Regions from separate parts of the Homo sapiens genome. Here region 1 is linked to region 2. A link is a contact called in ENCODE Hi-C or POLR2A ChIA-PET data. All regions are on one chromosome and are shown on one strand. Each heading gives the region's core, a stretch centred on a gene start or an enhancer-like site at or near the end of the contact. The rest is flanking DNA. Distances are from core to core; before and after follow the strand shown. Region 1 overlaps IL16 (interleukin 16). Region 2 has its middle 23 kb from the start of TLNRD1.

Evidence for each region. A loop is a pair of places that touch in the nucleus more often than their neighbours do. ChIA-PET counts read pairs that join two places held with the same protein, here RNA polymerase II (POLR2A). Pooled maps may share reads with other maps.
Region 1: a loop to region 2 is called in a pooled map, with 3 times the contacts of the local background. The contact joins two enhancer-like sites. A Hi-C loop is called at or near these places in 1 of 168 maps with a recorded cell type or tissue (GM12878), 28 of 37 single-sample maps with no recorded cell type and 12 of 50 pooled maps. POLR2A ChIA-PET finds 5 or more read pairs at or near these places in 3 of 52 experiments (B cell, K562 and activated T-cell).

What each region holds. Positions count from the first base shown.
Region 1 is chr15:81,282,549-81,286,308 of GRCh38, reverse strand. It overlaps IL16 (interleukin 16), which reads right to left. Exons shown (of 19, transcript NM_172217.5): 9 at 3,553-3,670; 10 at 479-611. Among named protein-coding and RNA genes, the nearest start is that of STARD5, 40 kb to the left of the region's middle. Within about 2 kb of position 1,745, at least 4 of the 41 ENCODE cell types and tissues checked have a DNase peak (open chromatin) inside an H3K27ac peak, as active enhancers do; they include B cell, where a contact is called at or near this core.
Region 2 is chr15:81,021,470-81,025,515 of GRCh38, reverse strand. No RefSeq gene overlaps it. Among named protein-coding and RNA genes, the nearest start is that of TLNRD1, 23 kb to the right of the region's middle. RefSeq lists enhancers at 714-1,008, 2,017-2,166. Within about 2 kb of position 1,960, at least 26 of the 41 ENCODE cell types and tissues checked have a DNase peak (open chromatin) inside an H3K27ac peak, as active enhancers do; they include B cell, where a contact is called at or near this core.

The sequences.
Region 1 (3,760 bases), core at 496-2,995, 260 kb before region 2:
TCCCTGCTATATTCCTGTATTCTCATAGGACTTACCATCTCTGTTTTGCAATTATTTGTATGTCAGGCTCTTTATTGATACTGTGAGCTTCTGCAGGGCAGGACTGTGTGCTATGAACTTGCCTCTGTATCTTCAGTACCTACCTCCAGACATTCCCACAGTGGGTACCTACTAGACGCATAAATGAATAAATTTCTTGGTCTACTAGCTGGGACCCTGGGTCTCTACTTTCCTGCCCCAGAGCTTATAACTCAGCTGTAAGAGCTTCCCTAAGTTAATGTCAATTGCCTCTGATATCTAGGAGTTTGTTAGTGGACCTCTGCTGCAGACAATTCTTACTACAGAAACTTGGAAGGGATTCTTGGGAATTCAGGTACAAACCCAGCCAGCAACATCTCTGTTTTCATCTATTTCTTGTTCCAATTTTGGTACTGAACGAGTGAGCCTGAGAAGAAGAGGATAACCCAGTGGGTGTTACCTGTGGGTCTGGATGTCGGCTAACAATGATGGGGACTGGACCGGGATCACAGTGACTCAGGATCGTGTAGACTTCATTGAGCGTCAGGCAGTGCACAGGGGAATCACTGATTTCCACAATCTCGTCCCCACACCTGTGCAAGCATCAATAAGAAGCCATCAGTAAGTGAATCAATGAGACATTTGAACAGTCACTGCCCCAGGGGCCCACTCCTGGCTGGGCTGTTTGATGAGATATAAAAATCACATGAATAAGTAGACCCCACTAGCCACCAGACCAAAACTCAGAACAGGGCAGACCAAAGTAGCATATCCCATACCCCCTTACCGTACAACCACAAAGCAGCAGACATTTCCTATTTACAGTGGGTCAACATTAACAAAAGTTCATCTGTAACTTTCCTCCTTCTTTTCACATTTAACTATGCCCATTAAAGACTGAGGGTGTGGGTTAGCCAATTCAACTAAATAACAATTAACCAGGATTTAATCCACCACATCCTCTCCTTGGGCCTCTGTGTTCCCATAAGTAGACTAGTTAGAAGGAAGGATTGGATCTAACATAGCACACACAGGATGTTGAATATCGGACCTAACATCCTACATGTGCTAAAAGGCAGAGAAAAAATAACTCAACAGGAGAGCAGTTGAGATTCTTGCAAAAAGAAATAAGGAGAAAAGGTGATGGCATTCATTCTAGTTGTGAGGTGGGAAGGGAGTTAATAGCAACCTAAACCTTAAAAAAAAAAAAGGTAGGAAACACGGGGTCACATAGATACATGGAAGATTTGTATAATCCAGTCCCCTTCCCGACCTAGATAGGGAAATTGAGTTGCAGAGGTTGAATAGATTTCCCTGATCTAGGTCTGCTCAGGAATTGACAAACTTTTTCTGCAAAGGGCCAGAGAGTAAATATTTTTGGTGTTGCATGCTTTGCCATACTGTCTTTATCGAAACTATTCAACTCTGCTGTTATATTAATAGCATGACAGCTGTGGCCATAGACGAGGCATAAACAAATGAGCATGGCTTTGTTCCAATATAATTTTATTAAAACAACAACAACAACAAAACCAAAACAGTGATAGGCCCCAGTTTGCAGACCCCTGGCCTAGTTGGTCATCAGCAGGTCCAGGATTGGAACTCTAGCCTCCTGAGGCTGATTTCCCTGTGTCCCCTGCTGTGTTCTGTGACTTCCTTCTGCTGAGTTCATCCTCCTTCACCCTTGCTTCCTTTTTACTGCTGTAACTGAAGGCCATGGTTGTATAGCACCAGATGCTAAGGAAAGCAGAAGCTTCCAGAACAATCCCTACTCCACTGCAGATCTAAGAAGGAGGTACTCTCTGTCCGAGGGTACTAGGACCAAGACAACCACATGGAACCTGCAGTATGTGCCACAAACCAGCAGAGCAGCTCAGCAAATCACCTGCCACCCTCCCGCAGATAACAGCAAATCCCTTTCTAATTCAGAAGCTCCAGAGAGACAGCATCATAAGCAGGGATGGCTTTTCCATACACTGCAATTGTAGGAAACCCTTTAAAAGGATGGCAAAACTCTCCTGATTTAGGAAAACCCAAAACCAGTGAGAGATGATATATTTGCACTATACACAAATGTTAGAGTGCAAAGTATTGTAACAAATTAAATAGGATAAATTTTTAAATCAAATCCAGATCAGTTATTGAAAGAAATTAGATTTGAACTTCTCTTAGAAATTATTTATAAAAAATATATCTGGAGTACCCAGAAATATATTGTTTATGGGAGAAAGAACCTGTATTTCTCTTACTGATATCTTCTCTCTCTCTTTTTTTTTTTTTTTTTTTCTGAGACAGGGTCTTGCTCTGTTGCCCAGGCTGAAGTGCAATGGTGCGATCTTGGCTTACTGCAACCTCTGCCTCCCTGGCTCAAGTGAGCCTCCTGCCTCAGCCTCCCAAGTAACTGGGATTACAGGAAGGTGCCACCACACTTGGCTAATTTTTATGTTTAGTAGAGATGGGTTTTGCCATGTTGCCCAGGCTGGTCTTGAACTCCTGAGCTCAGGCCATTCACTCGCCTCAGCCTCCCAAAGCGCTGGGATTATAGGTGTGAACCATGGTGCCCAACTTACTAATATTTTTGTCATTAAGCCACCATTTCCATATAGAATTCATAGATTAACCTCATCAAAGCTCCTATTTATGTCATTGTAAATTCAATATTAGTTAAATCTTAATTAAAGTGTGTTTTCTATGTTGGACTGGCATTCTCTGAGACGATGCTTCTTAAGCTGTAACATGCATACACATTCATGGGGATTTTGTTAGAATGCAGGTCCTCGTTCAGCAGGTCTGGGTCCGGGCGTCTGAGATTCCACATTTCTAACAAGTTCCCAGTTGACATTGATTCTGCTGGTCCAGACCACACTTTGAGGAACACGGCTCTGAGCTATGCCCAGATCATTCTCTTTTTTTTGTTTGTTTGGTTTTTGGGGTTTTTTTTTTGAGGCACCTGTGGGGCTTTATTAGATAAACAGACCCCAGCTCCAGCCACAGGCTTGAACCAGCCCACTGGGTATGGCCTCAGACATCCCCTCCAGCTTCTCTGCCTCCCGGCCCAGCCCTGGAATTTCTCAGGGTTACAAATGTGTGCAGGGTCAGGGGTGTGCTGGCCACAGCGGGATGTGGTATTTAGGCCGCCCCACCTCGGTCTGGTCCTGGCAGGACCCACACCTGGCTCTGCTGTGGGAGCTGAGAACAAAGACCCTGTCCACCCCGCTCCTGCTAGCCCTGGGGGCTCAGCCAGCACCCACCCTCCCAGTGGCCTGGAGAGGGGCTGGGGTGCAAAGCCTCACTCCCTCCCTCTGAGCCAGATTGCAAATGCATCTCCCAAGAGTGTCCTGGGGGGCAGGAAGGAGGCCTGCCCCTCCCCAGCCAGTGCCCACAACAGGGGGTGTCCTGGCGGGCGGAGCGGCTGATCTCCACCACAAGATCATTCTTTATAGCTCATGTCCAAATCAATCTCCCGACATTCTAAGGTATTTCTTTCCTGGTTGTAAGTCGGGGGTATATTCAGAAACAGAAGTGAGGACATACCGGAGACGTCCGTCCAGGTGCGCCACGGATCCTGGTGACAGCGTGTGGACGAAAATGCCAGAGATGCATTGGAAGTAGGGAACGCTGCACAGGCCGATGCCCAGGCCCACGCCGGCCTCTGGAAGCAGAACAGGGCGGGGTGGGGAGACCGGGACTGAGCTTTCCCAGGGGGCCTACTCGTCGATTGGGTGCCACAGACATGGCCCCC
Region 2 (4,046 bases), core at 711-3,210:
CCAGCTTTTTGGGAGGCTGAAGCATAAGAATTACTTGAACCCAGGAGGCAGAGGTTGCAGTGGGCCAAGATGGGTCCACTGCTCTCCAGCCTGGGCAACAGACTGAGACTCTGTCTCAAAAACAAAACAAAACAAAATCCCATGTGTGTGTTTGACAATGTCTATGCAAACTGAATATGTGCCTGCCCTACGACCCAGAAAGCCTACTCCTTGGTACACAACCAAGAGACATACGTTCATGTAGGCTAGGAGCACACGTTCACAACTGTGCTCACAGAAGCCCTGTTCCTAACAGCGCTGACCTGGGAACAACTCAAATGTCTCCCAACAACAGACGAGATAAAAGAGTTGTATTACATTTACGTAGTGAAATACTGTGCAATATTGGGAAAGGATGAACTGCAAGTGTATGCAACAACATGGATGAATTTCACAACATACTGAATGAAAAACAAGGTATTTAGAAGTCAGGGTGGCGGCATCCTTGGCAGAAGGCATGAGGAAAAGGAAGGGGACACAGGGAAAGCGGGTCTGCAGTGATGGTTGTGTTGTTTCCTGATCTAGCTGCTGGTTTCACAAGTGTGTCCACTGTGCGAAGATTCATCGACATTTATACCCATGATTTGTGCACTTGTATATATGTTACGCTTGAATTAAAAGTTTACTTAGAAAAAGGAAAAGTTTACCATTCACCTCTAAATCAAAGCCTCTTTTCTGTTAGTGATTTCGCAGCAGCACCTCGGAGGTGTCCAACCCCTCCTTCCCCCTGCCTCCACCACAGTCTGGCTTCGTAGGATCTTTCTTCTGTGTGGCTGGCGTTTGTCTCCTCCCATCCTGCTTAACTTCCCCAGTCAGGGCCTCAACCCCTCAGACCTGTTATGAATGAAATCATGGCCTCTCTGGGCTCCCTGCTTCCTGTCTGTCCCATCCAGCTCCTTTAAAGTGTTTGCTCTGGATCTCTGCTTTCATCATAATCCTCCTTTTAAACTTCCAGTCCACCATCATCAAGTCCGCGATAAAATGCAGCTTCTCTGCATGGCACTCAGGCCGCCCTTTTAAAAATCAGGCCACACGTCCCTTCCAACTTCGTCCAGTCTGTGCTCCCTAATGAGCCAATTCTCCAGCCAGATGGTCCCCTCCTCCCTCATTGTCAGCACACTCTTGTGGCTTCTGCCTGCAACCCCAAGCAGGAGAGAAAGCCCAAGCCCACTCCATCTTGCTCATTCTTCCCAGGACCAACTCAGGTTTCTTTAGCCTTCCCGATAAGACCTTGACATTAGCCTCATCCAATTCCTCTCTCCTCTGAGTTTGGCTGTCCATACTTACTTGCCCAAATCATTCAGGGTTGGCCTTATGGGCACGTGCCCCTTGAAAGGAGCTGGAGAGGAAAAAAATGTTCTGAACTGTTTTCATTCATGCTTAGGCTGGGAACACATGCTGGTCACCATTGAATACAAAACCTCCTCTGGCTCCCAGACGTAGATCACTCAAACACCCAACCTGATCTTGAACTTCAAAATGCAAAAAAAGTAAACTCGGCAGGGAGAAAACTGCCCACTGACTACCAAAGATGACACAGCATGAATATTTCCTCCAGCTACACAATGGAGAAGCTGAGTAATATGCAGAATTCACTAAATGACGGGGACTAAGATCACAGGGGTTTTAAGGTCAGCTGAAACTCGATTGCCGTAGTTTTCCTTCCTCTTGGGTAAAAGCTTCTCTGAGCAAACCACATTTTTTCAGAGAATCAAGGCTAGAGTCCCTGGTGAGGCAGTTCGTTCCTGGCCTTCTGTCCTGGGCCACGTGCTTCTCAGCCCTTCCCTGTTGGGCTGCGGGAGGGTTCAAGATGGAATGAGGTAATGCTGGCAGGACAGCTGCCCAGGGAGCGAACGAAACTCTGCCCTGGTTGCAGCCTAAGCAGGACAGGAAGCAAATTAGCAGAAGCAAGCAGTAATTTGACTGCCAACAATAGGAGTCAAAACTGCATTTCTGACCCTGCACCGTTGATCCTCCTCACAACAATAGTCATCCACAAGCCATAAAAAGGCCGATGAAACACTATTTGAGATTGCAAATGCTGGAGTCAAAAGAGTCCTGGGTCCAAATTCTGGCTCTGCCACCCATCCGCTGTACGACCTCGGACAACTTGCCTAAGGTCTGTTAGACTCTGATTCTTAAATGTGCATATTTCATCAAGGTACTGTATGAAATGAGGATGTATGTAAAGTGTGTAGTACATAGCAAGAGCCCAATAAATAGACAGTATGTTCTATGGGCTTTTGTGAACCCCTGCCATCTTGAGTTTATTAACCCTCCATGCGTAAAAACTCCCTCACATTTTTTGCTTCCTTACGTTCTTTTTTTTTTTTTTGAGATGGAGTTTTGCTCTTGTTGCCCAGGCTGGAGTGTAATGGCGCAATCTTGGCTCACTGCAACCTCCGCCTCTGGGGTTCAGGCGATTCTCCTGCCTCAGCCTCCCAAGTACCTTAGATTACAGGTGCCTGCCACCATACCCGGCTAATTTTTTGTATTTTTTAGTAGAGACGGGGTTTCACCATGTTGGCCAGGCTGGTCTCAAACTCCTGACCTCAGGTAATCCACCCGCCTTGGCCTCCCAGAGTGCTGGGATTACAGGTGTGAGCCAACGCGCCTAGGGTTATCATGAGGATTAAATGAGTTAATGTATACAGTCAGCCCTCTGTATCTGTGGGCTCCATATCTGTGGGTTCAACGAACTGCAGACAGAAAATATTTGAAAGAAAAAATGATGTCTGGGCTGGGTGTGGTGGCTCATACCTGTAATCCCAGCACTATTGGAGGCCAAGGCAGGTGGATCGCTTGAGGTCAGGAGTTCAAGACCAGCCTGGGCAACATGGTGAAACCCCGTCTCCATTAAAAATACAAAAATTAGCTGGGCATGATGGTGCATGCCTGTAGTCCTAGCTACTCAGGAGGCTGAAGCAGGAGAATCCCTTGAACCCAGGAGGTAGAGGTTGCAGTGAGCCAAGATCCACCACTGCACTCCAGCCTGGGCAACAGAGTGAGACTCTTTAAAAAAAAAAAAAAAAAAGAAAGAAAGAAAGAAAAGAAAAGAAAAGAAAAAATGATGTCTGATGTCTGAACTGAACAAGTAGAGACTTTTTTATATTGTCATTATTCCCTAAACAACACGGTATAACAATTATTTACATAACATCTACATTGTAGTAGGTATTATAAGTAATCTAGATATGATTTAAAGTATACAGGGCTGGGTGCAGTGGCTCACGCCTATAATCCCAGCACTTCTGTAGTCCAAGGCAGGCAGAAGGCTTGAGCCCACAAGTTCAAGACCAGCCTGGGCAACATGGTGAAACCCATCTCTACAAAAAAAATAGAAGCTAATCTGTGAAGATGAAGACTATATGTATGAGTCATTCACATGCTGGTGGTAAATTATCAATCTGCAAAATTAATCTGCAATATATAAAAATTAGCCCCATGTGGTAGCCTGCACCTGTAGTTCCAGCTACTCAGAAGGATGAAGTGGGAGGATCACCTGAGACCCTAGAGGTCGAGACTACAGTGAGCCATGATCGTGCCACTACACTCCAGCTTGGGTGATGGAATAAGACTCCATCTCAAAATGATAATAATAAAGTATACAGGAGGATGTGCACAGATTATATGCAAATACAACACCATTTTACATCAGGGAGTTGAGCATCCAGGGATGTTAGTATCCAAGGGGGTCCTGGAATCAATCCCCCACAGATACAAAGGAACAATTCTAAGTGCTTGGAAATGCACCTAGAACATAGAAAGTATCATGTAGGTGTCAGTTATTATTAGGAAAGCCTGGGGCAAAGGATACGAAATTACAAGGAAGATGATGCTGAAGACAAATTCTCCCATTTCCCAACTCAGGGGCCTGGCTAGAGTCACTGTTTCTCTCTGCAAACTGGCCATTTCCATTTCCACCGTCTTTTGCTGCCAACACGGAGAAGAGCTTCTGTGCTACAGCCGAGCCACATTTTGGTGCACGAAGATGTGCGGGTTGCCTG